Linked DNA regions of Homo sapiens: all the other regions are linked to region 1. Evidence: chromatin loops called from intact Hi-C (ENCODE). Cell type or tissue: endothelial cell of umbilical vein. All regions are shown on one strand.

Region 1 (2,500 bases):
TACGATGAACAAATCAATAAAACTGTACAGTCAGAAATAATGAGAATGTATTGAAAAATCTTCACAGCTACTGCTGCTAAACTGTTTGGAGTTGATAGCACACAAACAGGATCTGCACAAGCCTTTTACTTTCCATTGGTATATTTCTGCCTGCTGTGATCCAGGTCTTTCGAGTTCAGCTTGTCCATCATTTAGGTGAGGGCTCAATCTACTACCTCTTTTCTCTTTCCAAACCACCACAGCGTGGCTTATTCGGCACACTATATTGTCATGCAGCTTTCATTTGCACGTGCGAATTACTAGTTATGCATTATTGTTCTGTTCCCTTCTCAAGCCCAGGAAATGAAAGCACCAAGTACATTCTTCCACTGCAGTAATTTTCATTACGTCAAATCAGAACCTCAGTTTGCAAAATGACTTGTTTCTAAAACCTTATTCTGTAACAATGCTTTCAGTTGCATGTTATCCCTGCTGAAGAGAAAATTTGTCTTTATGAGTACAATGGTAATGATAAGTCAACTGTTGTCATTTTGACAACACCAACCTAATGTCAGCCAGAAAGACTTAGCAACACATTAAAACTTCAATGCTGTCACTTCAAGACAGGGATCACTTGGTACCAATATAACTGTCAACACAAATGCCAGCACAGCCCTGAAACCTCATGGCAGGTGCTGGTTTTGAGTATATTATCCACATGACTGAGAATATGGTTAAAATAATCCTTTTCGGACCATCAGCTTTTGAGAATGTAACATTCTCAAGATGGTTGCCTTTGAAAAAAGAAAATTAAAAAATTTTTAAATTCTCCTAGAATTCTCCAGTCCCTAGGAAATGTCCGCGGGCTCCAATGTGATAAATTCTAATCTCTGTTACCTTCATTGTTCTGGAGAGGAAATAGACTAGGAGAGAGAGCAAGCAATTGACTCAAGGGCATGAAGCCACTTTCGTGGCGTGGCTGAAATGCACACCCCTGCCTTTTGCCTTCCACCAGCTTTGTCTCTGTATCATTCAGCTCTTGTATTCCACGAAGCACATTTGGTTTCTACTGAGTTCAGATATACAAAATGGTGTTGTTAAAGGATACTTCATACTTTTTGGTTTAAAGAAAATAATTTCTGTGTCTCTATTAAAACACGGACACTTGGCATTCCAAGTAAACATTGTCAATTCACAGAGGTTAATTTTGTTTTTAAACTGCAACCAGAGCTCCCTCTAATGGCTGTTTATTTTGACAGCAAATCCTTAGGGAAATAAAATAACCGTTGTTCATTTAAAACTAGAAAGGGCTATTTTTTTATTGTTTTTACTGCTTCATGGGTCATTATTGATCTTTACAAGTGGACCATTTGTATCTCACTCAGTCTATAGTTTCTAGAAAAATCATAGTATTCCCACCTCTGAAAAATCACATCAGTAGAAGTGAAAATAAAACTTAATTGATGTGGTTAATTTTACATGTGAACTTGACTGGGTCATGGGGTGCCCAGAAATTTGGTGAAACATTTTTCTGGGTGTTTTTATGAGGAAGTTTCTGGATGAGATTAGCATTTGAGTCTATAGACTGAGCAGAGCAGATTGTCCTAATGTGGATGGGCCTCATTTCATCAGTTGAAGGCCAAACTAGAACAAAAGAGTTGACGATCCTGAAAACAAGAGAGAACTCGTCCAGCCTGACTGCCTTGAACTAAGACATCAGCTACCTTTTAACTGGAACTGAAACATCGTCTTTTTTGGGGTCTCAAGACTACTGGCTTTTGGACCAGAACTGACACCATCAACTCTTCCGGTTCTCAGGCCTTCAGATTCCGACTAGAACTACACCATTGGCTTTCCTGGGTCTCTAGCTTGCCAAATGCAGATCTTGAAACTTCACATTCAAAATCATATGAACCAATTCCTTTTAATAAATCTCTCTCTCTCTCTCTCCACACACACACACACACACACACACACACACATATGCACACGTCCAATTGGTTCTGTTTCTCTGGAGACCCCTAACTAATACACTTGCTTTCAAGGAGTTTAAAGAAAACATAAATTTTTTTTAATGTTTAGATCCTGCTATTACAGTCAGTAAGAGTATACGGTAGTTCGTGCAGCTTCAGTCTATCTACCATTATGGATGGTTTCAACTAATTAGTTGTCAAGTCACCCTGACAGTGAAGAACAAAAAAAATTTAGATCTTTGATCACTGATCTTAAAAAGTGTCATATACAATGATATAAAATAGTAAATGTATTCAATAAAAGTAATATCTACTCTACTGGTATTGCATTTTACATTTCACATTTACCATCACCTTTGATTTTATCCTCACAGCAATTCTGAAAGATAGAGCAAATATCCTAAGCTTAACACACAGATTCATAATCTAATACCCACAGATTGTAACTGCTTCTAACATTTTGCCTTTTTCATTACAACCACAATATCACTCTGAGTCATTCTGTGCCACAATCCAGCAAGACAGCACGTCTAACCAGTTATTTCTCT
Region 2 (2,500 bases), 640 kb before region 1:
CCAATTGCCCCCTTCCCCAACTGGGCTGGTGGTCATGGGCTTCTTCTGTACTTATGTTTTACTGCACTCTTGCAAACATCTCTCTTCTGGCCTGGGGCCCCCACTAGACTGTGGAGCAACTGAGGGTAATGTTCTTTTAGCAGTGACATCTGTAGCCCCTGGCACAGTAACTAGTACAGAATTGGAAATCAATGAATGTTTGCTATCGAGTGAATGGTTACAAAATGAGTTTTTCAAAGTGCCTAATTTTTTTTTTCCAATTTCTTACACAAAATTATGGAGTAAGAGAAAGAAATAAAAAGGATCCCACTGTCATCTACACTTACATCCTGGAGAGCAAGGTTTTACTTGGAGGAGAGCCAAGCTAACACACATGTAAAGTGGCTTTTGGCTGAGTGTCATCTCCTTCATTCTGAGGGCACAGCAAGCACTGACCCTGTCTCGAGTGTCCAGAGCAGTTTGGATGATGCAGCTTGACAACACCCGAGGTTTTCACAGGGCTAGGTATTCAGAGCCATTCTGCGATTCTGCTAAATATCTGACAGAAAATGAGCAGCTTTCAGAGAGGATAGAGATTGAGGATGGTGGTCAACTGGCAAGTGAAGTTATTAAAAATGAAGGAAAACATCATTCTATGGCAAACCTCCATGTATCAAGAGGGACACGCCCTTGGCCCTGGTGTACCTTGGGATTGGCTAGGTTGCTCCTCCTGTGTGATCACACAGCTCTGTCCACACTGTTATCGTTGTGCACTGACTTGCTGTGTCTTCCACACACAATGAACTCCATGAGGGCAGGGATGGCCTTTTGTTTGTGATCCTTGGTTGCATGTTTGTGACTGAATTTATAGGCTGTAAGACACAGTGCTGGCCCTTATGAAGCTGACAGCCTAGTTGCCAGATGCAGTATTATTGCAGCCTCACAGAAGCCATTTACTGTATCTGGCCTTTAAAAAAAATCTACAAGCTTCTCACTGTAAATCACTGAATACAAGTTTAAAAAGGGGAAACAATACTTAATATTTCATTTTTGCAGTGGCTCAGACTTGTGTGTATATGTGGTGGCTGGGGTCCTTTTTTATGGGACGGAAATTCTCCCCCATTCTCTGCAAAAGCCAAGACTAACAAATGAAAAGTCCCTCTCTGGTCCCAACAGCAGAGAGTAGGGAATGCCAGGCTATAAAAATAGTCTATTTCAGGCAAATCAGTGTTCCACACTAGAAAAAAGCTACACCCTGACAACCACAAAAGGCCCAGCAGAGCTGTCTCCAACAGGTCCTAGGACACTGGTGGCCTACAGTCTCCAGCCAGGGTGGAAAAAGACAGTTCTGAGACCCAGGTGTGGTTCTGCCACAAATTCATTACAAGCAACACACGCCCAGCAGAGGGCACCACAACAATGCTTTTACTCACCAGCTAGTTCAGCCAGAGAGGAGTAATTTATTTGTTTATTATACTGGCTTATAACGCTGGCTGAGCCCTCTGTGCCCACTTTTCTTTCCTACGCACAGACTCTGCTTGTCTTACTTATTCTAGGGTACACAGAAGACGCAGGGCTGGTGACTGGAAGAGCTGGTCTGAGTTAGAGTGTTTGAACATCTATGCAAGGGGGCTGCAGGGGGAGTCCATGGATCCAGGAATGTTAGCACATCAGCAATCCCTTGCATTGATGAACTTGAGAATTTGGGCCTTCAGATAGGCCCTTCCTCTTTACTCCTTGGGCATTAACTTATGGGTGATACCTTAGGTAGTGGGTAAATGCCAGCTCCTCCTCTTGCTATGTGGGATCTTGGAAAAACTTAAACTGTTCTAAGCCTCAGTTTCCTCATGTTAAGGGATCAGTATCATGCATAGCGCAGAGAAAGCACTCAATAAATATTAGCCAAATAAGAGCATTTATTAAGTATTACCACTGAGCCGGTGTAACTGTTCTCTCACTCAACTTGATTGAGTGCACATGAGTAAACAGAGTCAGGATTGAATAACTTGCCCAAAGCATATGGATGGCCAAGGGTAAGGCAAGGGTTGAGCTCGGGTCTGACTGATTCCAATTCGATGCTCCTCCATGCTCTCTTGGTGTGTGCCTGACAGCCTTTGCTGCAAGCCTGGCAACAATGCACTCCTGGTTAATGTGCCCCAGCCCAGCAGGACTTGCCACGTGAACCAACTGGTCCCGAAGCTTTGGGCAAAACACCCAGTGTGATCATCAGTTACTTTTGTTACAGCATTCTTTGCAGTAGCTGCATCTCCTGTGTGGGCAGCAGCAATGTGTTCTACTTATATCCCTTGGAACCATAGATTGTTGCTATGATTGCTATGATTATCATCATCATCAACAGGACAGGCTCCCTGTGGCACCAACCGCAGCTTTAAAACAGTCTTTGCTCTCAAAGAGCCCACAGTAAAAAACAGGGAAAGAATGTTTTTAGTATCAAAGATTTGAGGGCAAATCAAGAAGAGTGGTCATATGTATACGTAACTGAGACACAGCTTTGCTTTGT
Region 3 (2,500 bases), 170 kb before region 1:
TAAAAGCTGGAATTAATTTGAAAGTAAAAAAGGACAGCATCCACAGTGTACACCTATTGCTTTGTCTTCACAGCATGGCCATTCTTTTGGAAACATGCCCCTGTTTCTGAGAACTGTTCCTCCCCCTCTGCCATGCAGTTCCCATCCAATATCCTCTCATGACTCCACCCTCTAGTCATATTTGCTTGTCCCAGAAGTAGCATCTAATTCAAGTGGGTCCTCTAACCTATTTATCTATCCATCTATTTATTTATTTACAGTTATTTTTGCATTGTGGCTGAGAAATAAATCCACTTCTTCCCAGTGGTTGGATTAATGAGAAATACTGCTCAAGAATTGTTGGTGACCATATTTCACACCAAAGCCAATACAAAGATGAGCATATATCTTATATCCTGTATAGTCTTTTCTTATTAAGCCCAAAGGACTTCCTGACCATTTGCCACATGCTAACACATTCTTGATCTGGTAAAATATGGGATGGTAAACTGTCAAAAGGAAAGGAAGGTAAAGAAATACCTAGGTTGCTCAACTTCCTTGAGATTATTTTATATTACCACAAAGGAAGACAGTGAATGAATGAATGAATGAATGTGATATTCTTGCACATAACTTTTTGCTGCTAATTTGAAATATTTCTTTAGAGAGTAGAAAAAGCCTTAAGTGAAGAAAGAGAAGCTGCAATTTGATGTTATCATTATCCATCATCTTGGACATAAGAGGGATGTAGGTTACTTTGGGGAAGAAGCACTGACAGGTTTGTACCAATGGCGCTTCATGGTGGATAAACTTTTTATTTTTCCCTCCTAATATTGGAGTGGAGGGTGACCCCCATATATGATTGCCCTTTGAAACAACTAAAGGATGGATACATCACCAGCCCAGAACCAATAAACAATGAAGGGTAACATTAAAGTTTTACCCAATGGTATCTTGCGTAGAAAGGTGTTGAATTTGGTCTAAAACCTCTTCTGATGGATATCTCTAACTTTCTAAACCTTGTCCTTATGACCTTCTTAAAGAAATCTGTTAGTTAATCTTGTTAACCCAGTTAAGATAAAAGGATTCTCTACTAATCTTTAGTCAACAATTCCCCTAAAGTATAAATATCCTGGTGTCATTTGCAGAAAGTCTGAGTAAATTCAGAATTCTCATAGGTAGGAAATATGAGAATGTGATTGGGAGCCTGGAAGTCATGCATGATTGGGCGCTTGTTGCTGAATCTCTGACATCTGGCTCAGTGCCTGGTGTGTAGGTGCTTAATAAATATTTGTTGAATGTATGAATCAATGGGTTTCATTTTGAAACATGGACCAGTAGTCTAGCCATTAAGTCGTTTTTCCATTTTTTATCCTTTGTGTTTGGTGATCTGTACAAAATTTTTAAAGGTAGGGTTGTTTGAACATTTTTTCCGAAATTTTTCTGAAAAGAAAAAGGTCCACTTTGCCCGTTAAGCAGAAAAGATCTGAGTGGCATTCTTTAGGAGGGCCTTATGTGTATTACAATTCTTGCACCCCCTAATGGCCATATATGGGATCACACTTCAGAATAAGAAAGAAACCAAGTTGGAAATAGGACCATATTTTCAAAAAATATTGTAATCTGGACCCTGAACCCGGGCAAGTACAGTAAAAAAGATGCTCTTTTTCAGAACTTGTGTGTTTTTTGATGACCACCAAGAAGGGACAGATTATCTATATGACTGAATAAGCTCCCTGTGAACTTAAGGATGAGGTCAACAATGCTCACAACACAAATTAACAGAAGCAATCTTTTATAGCCTATCTTTGCAAATCAGAAAGTCTAGAAGACCCCATTTAATAGATTTTGGAAGAGCCAATTTAAAGTTTGGTTCCTAGCATTTGGAGAAGTGGCACTGTCAGCCTCAGCAATCTTTCTAGCGCACCAGGAAAAAATGCAACTTGTTTGGATAGAGCAAGAGTATGGTGGAAATTAGTTGACATTTTCCCATTTCAGATTTTGCCTCCCCCCCTGGCCCCATTCTCCCTGGGTTTTTGTTTAGAAGTAAAACTTTTAAAAGTCATATCTTTTCTGCAATCCACCTCAGGCTGTCTTGATAGTTATTATGGAAGTGAGTAAGGGGTCTACAGAGAAAGGTCAATTAGTAGACAAACTTCTGAAAAGGCTGAACCAAAAATACAGCAGGCTGAATCCAAATGTATATATCTACCCCTCACAAACCTCATAAAGGTGAGAGTTAAAAAATAGGAAGACCACCAACTTATAAAAAGAAGAATAGGAGATTAGTCAAAACTGGAGATTAGGCCGGCGTGGTGGCTCACGCCTGTAATCCCAGCACTTTGGGAGGCCGAGGTGGGTGGATCACTTGAGCTCAGGAGTTTGAGATCAGCCTGGCCAATATGGTGAAACCCCGTCTCTACTAAAAATACAAAAATTAGCTGGGTATGGTGGCCTGCGCCTGTAATCCCAGCTGCTCAGGAGACTGAGGCAGGAGAATCGCTTGAACCTGGGAGGCGGA

What was found. Peaks named below come from ENCODE experiments on the same cell type or tissue, not always from the same donor. Only the 100,000 strongest peaks of a DNase experiment are listed, where the experiment ranks them.
Region 2: a loop joins it to region 1, with 17 times the contacts of the local background. A loop is called at or near these places in 44 of 110 quality-filtered maps.
Region 3: a loop joins it to region 1, with 3 times the contacts of the local background. A loop is called at or near these places in 5 of 110 quality-filtered maps.

Annotation. Positions count from the first base shown.
Region 1 is chr3:39,540,722-39,543,221 of GRCh38, reverse strand. No RefSeq gene overlaps it. Among named protein-coding and RNA genes, the nearest start is that of MOBP, 74 kb to the right of the region's middle. In endothelial cell of umbilical vein, a CTCF peak has its summit at 1,209 (motif pointing left); a DNase peak (open chromatin) is centred at 1,021; H3K27ac peaks cover 309 bases.
Region 2 is chr3:40,178,033-40,180,532 of GRCh38, reverse strand. All of the region lies in intron 8 of MYRIP (myosin VIIA and Rab interacting protein), which reads right to left. All of the region lies in intron 2 of EIF1B-AS1 (EIF1B antisense RNA 1), which reads left to right. Among named protein-coding and RNA genes, the nearest start is that of EIF1B-AS1, 130 kb to the left of the region's middle. In endothelial cell of umbilical vein, a CTCF peak has its summit at 1,402 (motif pointing right); a DNase peak (open chromatin) is centred at 1,392.
Region 3 is chr3:39,706,529-39,709,028 of GRCh38, reverse strand. No RefSeq gene overlaps it. Among named protein-coding and RNA genes, the nearest start is that of MYRIP, 100 kb to the left of the region's middle. In endothelial cell of umbilical vein, a CTCF peak has its summit at 1,529 (motif pointing left); a DNase peak (open chromatin) is centred at 1,488.